Regions from separate parts of the Homo sapiens genome. Here region 1 is linked to region 2. The links are chromatin loops, found by intact Hi-C in ENCODE. Cell type or tissue: dorsolateral prefrontal cortex. All regions are shown on one strand. Links, peaks and the distances in the headings refer to the core of each region. The heading gives the core; the rest is flanking DNA.

Region 1 (2,500 bases), core at 1-2,500, 160 kb before region 2:
CAGCCACACCCCAAGCCCACTCAGCCTCAGCAGGACCTGCCTCCCCAGCGAGGGCTTCCTGTGAGCCCAGGGTCATCACCATGGCAGAGGGGACAGTGCAGCTGTCGGGTGTTGCCCGGCTGCCGTGTATGGTAGCTGAGCAGAAGTGCTGAGTGCTGTGCGCGCCTCCAGGAAGCCACCAGTCAGGCTGTCCCCCCCGTGACTCCTTCTAGGGAGTCATCAGCAGTGCGGCACCTGTCCTGGCAGGCACTGTATCCACCAGAGGAGAGACCCTCGGCAAACCCTCAGACGGCCAGGAGGGTCAGCGCGGGCACTGGTGCCCACTTGGGGTGAAGACTTGGGTTACTGTCTGCTGGGCCTTGCGAGGGGCTTGGGAGGGTCATGGGGGCACTGCACTTCCCTGAGCAGGGAGCACGGGGTTAGAAGGGGCAGGGCTGCCGCGAGGGGCTGGAGGCTGGAGGGAGGTTTGGGGTGCCTCTGGTGGGTGAAGCTGGGAGCAGAGACCGTCGCATTGGGTGTGTCGGAGCCGTTCGAGGGTGGGGGTGCCCAGCACACTGCTGTGCCAGGGACCTTGAACTGGCTGAGCATGGAATGGAAATCTGGGCCTCGGTGCCTGGAGGGGCCTGAGAGCTGGGGTCCTCTGCAGACGTCCTCGGCAGCACCCAGCACAGTCGGGCCTTAGGACTGGAGGTACACAGCGGCCACCCTGAGCTCCCACAGCAGTGCTGTCTCTCAGGCACCTCTCCCTTCAGGAACCCAAGCCCTGAACCCCAACACCCCTGAGCTCGGACCCCAAATCCAGCCCTGGCCTAGGAGATGGTGGCCTTTTGGCTCTCCCCACTTTAAGGAAAGCTTTGGGGTGGAAGTGACACTGTGCTCCTTGCTGAGGAAGAGGTTGGGTTCCACAGCAGCAGACGTGCGGGGCCTTGGAAGTTGGGGGGTGGGGAAGCTCCTCTCGATTAAATGCTGAGCCTGTCGTTTTCCCCAGGTCAGTGGCCCCGCGTCCCCAACGTGGTGGTGTGCAGCCCCCCCAGGGGCCAGCAGAGGGCGAGCTTGCTTTTCTCCTTTAAGTCCGAAACTGACTCCCGGAGAATTTATAGACATGTGGGAGCCCACTGGCCTCGCCGCTGGTGTGTGGCCGCGTTTGTGGGTGCTGGTCAACACCTTGCTCCACAAGGAAATACTTCTGTGAGTTGTGACGAAAATATACTTTTTGCAATGCGAAAGGATGCTGGTCTAGGCTTGGGAGGAAGATGGTGAGTGCCGTCAGCATGTCAAGATCAGGGTGAGCCCACTGCCCATGCCCAGCACACTTGGGCCCACAGGATGGCAGCCGCAGGACCGGGCCCCTATGCCAGCCCCTGTCACTGTTGCCTAGTGGGCTGCGTGGGGGCTGCCGGCTGGGGTCACGGGCACTTCCCTGTGGCTCACATTGAGGCCCTTTCAAGGTCACTGCCCGGTCTCCACGGCATGGGCAAGGCTTGCTGGAGCCTCACGCTGAGACCCTGCACCAGGCACTGCACCGGTGCACCTGCTGCCCTGGACTCACCTGGCACGGCTTCTGCAGTCTGCAGACAGTTTTGTCTGAAGGTGGCCGGTGGGCCTTTGCCTGGCAGTGGCAACCCCTGGGTCAGCTGGCTTATTGGTGAGGGTCCACAGAGCAGAGCGGGGCTGATGGGTGGCATGGTCTGGTCTCATCAGGCCTGGGCCCCTCCAGCTGGTTATTGGTGAGGGTCCATAGAGCAGAGCGGGGCTGATGGGTGGCATGGTCTGGTCTCATCAGGCCTGGGCCCCTCCAGCTGGTTATTGGTGAGGGTCCATAGAGCAGAGCGGGGCTGATGGGTGGCATGGTCTGGTCTCATCAGGCCTGGGCCCCTCCAGCTGGTTATTGGTGAGGGTCCACAGAGCAGAGGGGGGCTGATGGGTGGCATGGTCTGGTCTCATCAGGCCTGGGCCCCTCCAGCTGGCACAGTCCTTTAGTACCAGCAGCAGTGCTGGGGCTGGGGCAGCCAGGTGGCTCTTCTTGGCCTGAGATTCTGGCAGTGGAACCTTCTGGAATGCCTGGTGCTACCCCTGCCTGCATCTCACAGCTCTACAGCATCTGGGATGCCCTCCAAGTGGGGTTGGCTGGTGGAAGTGAATCTGGGCAGCCTCCGGGACTGCTGGCAGCTCGGCCTGCTTGGGTGAGGATGAGGAGCTGCCGTTCCCCGAGTCAGGACTCTAATTCAGCGCGGCCACGGTACCAGCGAGGCCTGCAGGCTCCCAGCCATGGCTGACTTGCACCCACATCTCCACCTCACCCTGGTGGATGCAGACTCCCCCTGTGTGCCAGGGACCCTGCGTGCTCTTCATGAGTGTTCAGCTCAGCCTGGCTCCTGCCGTGTGTGGGCTCAGGAGTGCTGGCCTCCCAGACCTCTGCAGGCTGCAGGCTCCTGCTGGCCGTGCCCTTCTGGAGGCAGCACTAGCCCCTCCTGCCTCAGGGATGCTATATTCAGGGCCT
Region 2 (8,582 bases), core at 3,405-5,904:
CTGTGGGAGGTGCTGGAAGGGCACAGGTCCCTGGACCGCAGGCAGCGGTGCATAGGGGGAGCCTGAGAGAGCCATGTGGAGTCACCCCCCATGCCCAGCCGGGCTCTGCCCACCCTGGGTCCTCCCAGGCTCATGGGGGAGCCTCCTGGGGCCCAGGTGTGTGGCCCCAGCAGCTGTGGCACGGGTATCTGGCCAGTGGCCCTGACCCAGCCTGGTGAAATGCACTATATAAATGTAAATTTCCCTGCAAACTGCTCGCTCACTCATTCAACAAGCAATCAGTGCAGCGCTGTCACTCCAATTTTCCACACTTTGTGTCTCTGTTCTCTGTCTGGGGCAATCCTGTTTCCCTGGGCTGTGGCAGGCTGGCAGCTGGAAAAGTTCAGCTTCTCAGATGCAGACAGGACCACCCAGCGGGCCGCCACTGAAGGGTGGGGCACAGCTGCAGGTGGCTGAACCAGGCAGGGTGTCCCAGCGAGGTCTCTCCAGGCTCGGGGATTGGGTCGGTCGCCTGAGGCTCGGGGATTGGGTCGGTCGCCTGGGATGGGGAGTGGATTTGGGAAGAGAAGAGCCTGATTGGTGGGCCCTGGGGAGAGGGAGATGCACGCCCATCTTCTCTGGGCAGATGGGGGTGAGGGAGGAAGAAGTGGGGGAGCTCCGTTTAGGGCTCTCCCTCCCTCCCTTCCTCAGGGAGCTCCTGGGTACCTGGGCCTCCGGGCCTCCTCTGCACTCCACCTGGAGGGACAGCAGCACAGGGGCTGTCTCTGGAGCACCGTGGCAGCCTCAAACAAGATGTTCCCTCCAGCAGCAGCTTGCTTGCCTCCCATTGGTCAAGAGCAGACAGCCCATGGGGTCTCCTTTTAAAAGCAGGGAAACTGAGGCCAGGGAGTGAGGTATATACTCCCCCAGGGCAAGTAGCAGACCTGAGGCTCGAGGCCGGCCCTGGGCCACATCCGTGGCACCCTGGAGGTGGAGACAGCAGGCAGGGCACAGGCATCAGGGGCTGGGCATGGATAGTGGAAGGGGGAGACCATGCTCAGAGCCCAGGCCCTGCCCCAGAGGCCCACACACCAGACCTGACCCTCCCCCGTCTCAGCCACTGTGCAGTCCTGGCTGCCCCCATCCTCTGTGGGCTCCGTGCTGCCCCTCGTCCCCGGGGTGTTCCCTGCCCATGCCTGCTGGCTGGGATTCATTTATCTCGGTATCTGCACATCCCCTAGCTTTTGGGGCTCGGGAGGGAGGCCCAGCTTCAGTGCCAGGGAGGAGTGGAGAGGCTCAAGGCCTTCCAAGGGCTGCGGGTTCATCCAGTGCTCACCTGCCTGTCCTATGAAGGGACACGAGCAGCTGACCAGGGACAGCAGGGCAGCCCCAGGGATGGGCTCCTTTTAAAAAAACAGCTTTATCAAAGTATCATTGGCATACAACAAACCTCACATATTTAACATGTACAATGTTATGGGTTTTGACATGTGTCCATGCGTCCATGCCAGCAAGAACATCCCCAGGACCCAGGACACAAACATTCTGGTCACCCCCAGAAGTCATTTCTGTCCCTTCCTGACACCTCCTCTCCACCTTTCCTCTGAGCCCGGCAACCACTCATCTTTAGTCACTGTAGATTAAGTTTCACTGTCTAGAATTTTGTACAAATGTACACTTTTCCCCTCTGGCTTCTCTCACGCAGCACAATTATTTTGTAATCCATTCATGTCGTCTTGAGTAACAGTAGTTCTGTTTTGTTGCTGAGCTGAGCAGTACTCCATTGTGTGGTTATGATACACAGTGATACAGTTTACAATTCACCTTTTGATGGACATATGGGTAGTTCCAGTTTGGGGCTGTTACAGATAAAGTTCAATGCACTTCAAGTATAAGTCTTTGTGTGGACATGCACTTTCATTTCCCCTGGGTAAATGCCTAGGAGTGGAATGGTGAAATTGTAGGGTAGATGTATATGTAATTTTTAAAGAAACAGCCGAGCTGGTTTCTAAACTGGCGGTTCGACTTTACTCCCCACCGCGATGCACGCACACTCCCCCGTGTCCTCACCTGCACTTGGCAAGGTTGGTCTTTGTAATTTCAGCTGCTCCAATAGGTGCACAGTGGCAGCTTTGTGCGGTTTTAACCTGCGTTTTCCTGATAATTAGCAATGTCGAGCATCTTTTCATGTATTCACTTACCAGCTGTGTATCTTCTCTGGTAAGAACGTCTCCTCAAATCTTTGGTGTGTTTTGAATTGGGTTGTTTCTCTTAGTATTAATTCGTAAGAAATTTTCCACTGCTTTTTCAAATTGAACTATAACATGACATTAACCATTTTAAAGCATGCAATTCTGTGATTTTTAGTGTATTTATAAGGTTGTGAAACCATCATCGCGGCCTAATTCCAGAACATTTTCCTCACCCTGTGAAAGTTGATCTTACAAATTGGGTCATTCTTGTCACACCCAACTACATGAGAGTAGGAGGCTGAGGGAAAAGCACTCGGGGTGCAAGACATTCCTCTAGGAATGTGATTCTCTGCAAGTCCAGCTGCTGAAACTGCTGTCACCTGAAGGCAGCCTCATCTGCAGCAACTGCGATCAGGGCCGCAACTCCGGGGCCGACTTTGCCCGGCCTGGCCCAGCAGTGGGGACTTGCGGGCCCGAGCTTTTCCAATGCCCGACGTCCTCGGGGCCACAGGTGACCTTCCTGTTTCCTGAGCTGCAGCCTTGTTTTTATTCTCAGATGGGGAGCGCCCCTGGTCTGAGTGTGTGCCCCGAACTGCAATTCCTTCCTCTCAAATAAAACACACGAAACATAGAGATTCATCTACGTTTTATTTTGACTTCGACAAAGAGGAAGCCCTGTTCCCATTCCGCAGTCGCTGCCTGCTCTCCGCCCCAGTCCCTGCCACCAGGAGTCTGCACTGGGCCTCCGGAGACCACAGCCACTTGGGAACCGGAAAGGAAGGGGGACAGAACAGGAATGGCCATCCCGGAGCTGGGACTGGCTGTCGCTGGGCCCGAGGTTTTCAAGGGTTCCGGAGCGCGGCCTCCGTGGCTGGGCCTCAGAGACTAACAGACTCAGGCTGCCCGCGCCCCAGCTCAGCGCCCAGGGTCCCACGACCGCCATCAAGGCAGCTGGGGCGGCCTCGACCCCTGCCCCATTGGATGCTGTGGCTCCCGCCCCAGAGCGGTCCCCCAGCCCCGTCAGGAGGGCCGCCAATCACAGTGCCCCATCTCTCCCACCGCAGGGATTGGTCTAGGGCCAGGCACATGGCCTAAGCTGTCCAATCACAGTACCCCATCTTTACGACCACAGTGATTGGTCCAGGAGTGGGCACATGGCCCAGGCCATCCAATCATAGTGCTCCATATGTCTAACCACAGTGATTGGTCCAGGGACAGACACATGGCCTAGGCTGTCCAATCATGGTGCCCCATCTGTCTAACTATAGTAATTGGTCCACACATGGGCACATGGCCTAGGCTGTCCAATCATAGCTCCATAGGGAGGAGGAACAGAGCGGGCATAGGGAGGAAGGGAGTAGGGGAGGAGAGGGAAGGCGAAGGAGAGAGGGAGGAGAGGAAGGGTGGGGGGTGGATGGGGGAGGTGAGAGGGAATGAGGGAGGAAGGGCAGGGTAGCGGGACAGGGGAGGGTGGGTGCTTTGCAATTTAATAGGGTGCCAGCACCCAAGGCCTCCCGAAACTCTCCTTTCCAGGGCAGAGACCGTGGCTCCAGCCCACACAGGCCCCGAGGGAGTTCTGGGCGCAGCCCTCCCATCCACGCCCCTGCAGGGCAGCCAGCCACCTGCCAAAGTGGGGCTTCGCCCACCCTCAGGGCCTGATTTATAAGGTGTCTTGCTGCTGGTCATTTGCTTTCTCCAAAGCCTACAGAAATCTAATTGCTGTTTGAAGAAAAAAAAAATGCCCTAAATAAAGCAGTTAATTGCAAGCAGCAGCTCCTTTAGGCGCAGCCTTGCGGTCCTGGAGCTGCCGGCCATGGACCCCGAGCGGGGCGCCGGGGTGGGGCCTGGGCCGCAGACAGATCGGGGATCGGGCCGGGGGCAGCTGGGGTGGGCTCAGCAGAGCAGTCCCTGGCCCCGCGGTTAATTGAAATAACCGGGTCAATACACGGCCGCCGGGACCCAGCCCCATTTGATCTCTCTCCTGGGCAGATTAATTAAGTGTTATCAATTAGCGGCCCTGGGTAAAGGGCCACACTGTCAGGCCTGATGGGGACCGAGCGCGCCACAGGTCCGGGCCGATGTCCGTGGGGGCGACAGGCCTGCCAGGCGGGCTTCAGCGGGGAAGCCAGGGGTCAGGGACCAGGTCCCTGGGGCAGCGCCAGTGCGGGCAGTCCCCGAGCCTTGGACAGCCCAGCACGGGTCCAGCCCCGGCCCCAGCACGGCTCCTGCACCGCCCCAGGACGTCCCCTGCATAGCCCAGGACAGCCCAACGCCGCCCAGCAGGGCCCCAGGACAGCTCCAGGACGGCCCCAGCATAGCCCAGCACGGCCCCAGCCCGGCCCCCGCACCCCCTCCCCCCGACCCGCCCAGCACCGCCCAGGAGGGTCCCAGCACCGCCCAGGAGGGTCCCAGCACCGCCCAGGAGGGTCCCAGCACCGCCCCAGGAGGGTCCCAGCACGGCCGCAGGGCACGCGGCGCTGTGGAGCGCATGAGCGGGGTGCGCCCTAGGGTGCGGCCCGCGCTGGCAGCCCCAGCCCGACTGCCGACCGCCGCTGCCGTAGAAACTGGGCCCATCCGCGGTGCCGGTGCAAGGTGCGGCCGTGGGGAGGCGGCGGGGCCGGGCCGCCGGGAGCTGGGAGCCGCGGCCACATCGGTGGAGCAGGGCGAGGCGCCACCTGGCGGCGGGCCCTCCCCTCCCGTGCGCGGCGCCGGAGCCGCTGGGGCCCCTTCCCGCTGCCGCAGCCCGCCTGGAGGTCCCCGCCCTCCAAGTCCCTGCCCGCCAGCCTCTTCTCCCATCATGGCGCCGTCGCCTGCAGCCTCTCTGGACACTGAACGTCATGTTCAGCCTGGACACTCACAAATGGTCTGGCTCCCCACACCCCAGGCTGCCCACACAGGCACCCCTGCTGACCCCGGCAGGGCCCGGGCTTCCGGCCTTCTTTATAGGACCAGAACAGCGAGGGGGACTGAGGAGTGAGGGCTGCCTGAGCCCGGCCTTCTTTATAGGACCAGAACATGGAGGGGGTCTGGGGAGTGAGGGCTGCCTGAGCCGGGTCTCTGGAAAGCAGTCCTTGAGGCTCAAGGGTGAGGCTGGGAGGAAGCTCTTCCCTCATCACCCCACCCTTCCTACCTCTCTTTGCTGGTCCCAGCTGGGTGGCCATACTCTTCCATCTTGGACTAAAGAGCCCTCCAGGGAACATGGGCCAGCACACGCCTGTCCTGAGCCTTGGAGCAGCTGGAGTTCGACAGACTTGGCCTCAGCTCGGTTTTTGCCATGTCTGCTGGGTGGCCGTAAGGAAGTTGCTCCAGCTCTGAGTCCCAGTTTCCTCCTCTTGCATGACTGTTCTGATTATTAAGAGACCAGATGTGAAAAGAGCTGTGGACCAGGAAGAAAGGAGATGATGATTATGGCAATGGCTATGGTGGAGGTGATGAGGATGATGGTGGTGGTGATGGTGATGATGGTGATGCTGGTGGTGATGATGATGGTTGATGATGATGGTGATGGTGATGATGGTTATGGCTGATGGTGATGGTCATGATGGTGATGGTGGTGATGGTGATGATGGTGATATGGTAATGGTCATGATGGTTATGGTGGTGATGATGGTGATAGTGACAATGATGATGGAGGTGACGTTGGTAATGATGGTGGTAGTGATGGTAGTGATGATGGTGATGGTGGTTGATGGTGATGGCAGTTGATGGTGATGGTCATGATGGTGATGGTGGTGATGGTGATGATGGTGATATGGTAATGGTCATGACGGTTATGGTGGTGATGATAGTGATAGTGACAATGATGATGGAGGTGATGTTGGTAATGATGGTGGTAGTGATGGTAGTGATGGTGGTGGTGGTTGGTGGTGATAGTGGTGATGGTGATGATGGTGATGGTGGTGACACTGAGGTGATGGTGGTGGTAGTGGTCATGATGGTGGTGGTGATGGTGGTGATGATGGTAATGGTAGTCATGGTGATGGTGATGGTGATGGTGGTGATGATAAAGGTAGTGGTGATGGTGGTGGTGATGACAATGATGGTGATGGTGATGATAGTGGTGATGGTGGTAATAGTGATGACGATGGTGGTGGTGATGATGGTAACAATGGTGATGGTGGAGATGGTGATGGTGGTGATGGGGATGATAGTGGTAGTGACGATGGTGGTGGTGATGATGATGGTGATGATGATAGTGACAGTGATGATGGTGATGGTATTGGTGATGGTGATGATGGTGATAGTGATGGTGGTGATAGTGATGGTGGTGGTGGAGATATGATGGTGATGGTGATGGCGGTGATGTTATTGATGGTGATGGTGACAAAGATGACACTGGTGATGGTGGTGATGACGGTGATGATTATACTGATGTGATGATGTGATATTGATGGTAGTGACGATCATGGTGGTGGAGATGATGGTGATGGCGGTGATGATGGTGATGGATGGTGGTGGTGGTGATGGTGATGATGGTGATGGTGGAGATGATGGTGATGGTGATGGTAATAATGACAGTGGTGATGGTGGTGACAATGGTGGTGATTGTGATGGTGGTGGTGGTGGTGGAGATGATGGTGCTGGTGATAATAATGACAGTGGTGATGGTGGTGATGATGGTGATGACTGTGATGGTGATGATGGTGATGATTGTGATGGTGATGATGATGATGATTGTGATGGTGGTGATGGTGATGATTGTGATGGTGATGGTGATGATGGTGATGACTGTGATAGTGATGGTGATGATTGTGATGGTGATGGTTGTGATGGTGGTGATGATGGTGATGGTGATGATGGTCATGATGATTATGGTGGTTAGTTGTATTACTTATCTATTGCTGTATAACAAATTGCCTGAAAACATAGTAACTAAAAATCACAAATATTTATTATCCTGCGCGGTTACTGAGGGACCCTCGGAAACTTGAGAGCAGCCTAACTGTGTAGTTCTGGCTCAAGGTCTCTGGTGAAACTGCAGTCAAGTTGTCAGCCATGGTTGTAGGCATCTCAAAGCCTGACTGGTGGTAGATTCATTCCCAAGAACATCCCGAGGCTGTTGGCAAGCCACCGACGTTCACTGCCTATACCCCAGGGATGTCGGTTTCCTGCCTCTATGGGCTTCTCCATAGGCTGTCTGAGTGGACTCACTCCAGCCACTGGCTTCCCCCAAGGGGAAGTGATGAGAGAGAGATAGGGTCAGGGAGGGGAGGAAGGCGAGGGAGAAATCCAGCCAGCACCCAAGACAGAGGCATGCTCTTTTCTACAGCCTCCTCTCAGAGGAGCTGCCTCCCCACCTGCCACATCACCCAGAAGCATTGCTAGGCGCAGCCCCGCTCCAGGGGAGGGGACTCCGTAGGGGTGTGCATCCCTGGGGCCATCTCAGAGCTGCCAGGCAGACACTGTGATGAGGAGAATGCAGAAGGAGCAGAGAGTGTCTTCTGGCTTCAGCCCCCTCCAGCCAGGAGGAAGAGGTCAGAGACCCCACACAGTCCCTGTGGACTCCAGGTCTCACACCTGACTTAGAAAAAAGAGAAATTCTTGGGCCACACCAGGGGCTTCTTGTGATTTGCTTCTTCCTGCTGGGGCCTGAGTCCCTCTGAAGTGTTCTGTGAGTTGTGGCTGTGTTCACGTCTCTCCGTCAGCCAGACTGTGGGTGCCGTGTCCCTGAGCCTGGGCCTCCCTCCGGCCTTTTGCGATCTGTGCATTCCCTCCAGACGGCAGCTCCTCACTCCCAGGGCCCCTCTACTGGGGCACCAGCAAGGAGGGAGGCAGAGGGGCCAGGCACTGAGTAGGGGAGGGGCTGGCAGGGACCCTCTACCTGGCCCCTTGGGAAGGACACAGACCCAGATGGAGCCTGTCCCCTCGACACCTGGCCTGGGCCCCTCCCCAGCTCTGCTGGAATAAATCCTCCTGTAACAACCTCCCGCTGCTGTCCCAGCGTCTGAAGAATGAACACAGCTCCCCATAACTTTCCAGGCGCTATCCGATGGGACAGTTTGTAATAAAATTGCTTCTAAAAACATATTTGCAAGTCGCCACCACATTTTTTAAGCAGAACAATCTCTCGCAGAGGCTCTTCGTCTCCGTGATTAAGTAGCCGGCTTTCTTACATAGATTTTGCTATATGCGTCTTCACCAGGCTGAGGAAACGCTGTCTCTTCAGCGGTTTCCTTTAAAAAGTGTTTTGACGTGTGATTTACGGGGTTATCTGATGCGTCCTCTCCTGGAGTGGGTCAACAGTGAGGGAAGGGGTGCCCTCGGGGTGTATCTGTAAGCCAGGCTGGCTGGGCCAGGACTCACCTGAGGCTTGAGGGGTTCAGCATGTGGGGTTCAGGTCCCCTGCTCCTGGTGTCCCGCTGGCCTTCTCCCTCTCAGCCCCAGGCATCTTCCTGGGCCCTCTGCCACCCC

The links. Hi-C counts contacts between places; a loop is a spot of excess contacts. Peaks named below come from ENCODE experiments on the same cell type or tissue, not always from the same donor. Only the 100,000 strongest peaks of a DNase experiment are listed, where the experiment ranks them.
Region 1: a loop joins it to region 2, with 3 times the contacts of the local background. A loop is called at or near these places in 41 of 110 quality-filtered maps.

Annotation. Positions count from the first base shown.
Region 1 is chr4:1,355,348-1,357,847 of GRCh38, forward strand. The region is part of intron 7 of UVSSA (UV stimulated scaffold protein A); the gene reads left to right. Among named protein-coding and RNA genes, the nearest start is that of UVSSA, 9.4 kb to the left of the region's middle. In dorsolateral prefrontal cortex, for the core only: CTCF peaks have their summits at 1,047 (motif pointing right) and 1,255; DNase peaks (open chromatin) are centred at 1,054 and 2,127.
Region 2 is chr4:1,508,504-1,517,085 of GRCh38, forward strand. No RefSeq gene overlaps it. Among named protein-coding and RNA genes, the nearest start is that of NKX1-1, 110 kb to the left of the region's middle. RefSeq lists an enhancer at 3,552-4,202. In dorsolateral prefrontal cortex, for the core only: CTCF peaks have their summits at 4,847 (motif pointing left) and 5,046; a DNase peak (open chromatin) is centred at 4,738; H3K27ac peaks cover 1,179 bases; H3K27me3 peaks cover 1,899 bases.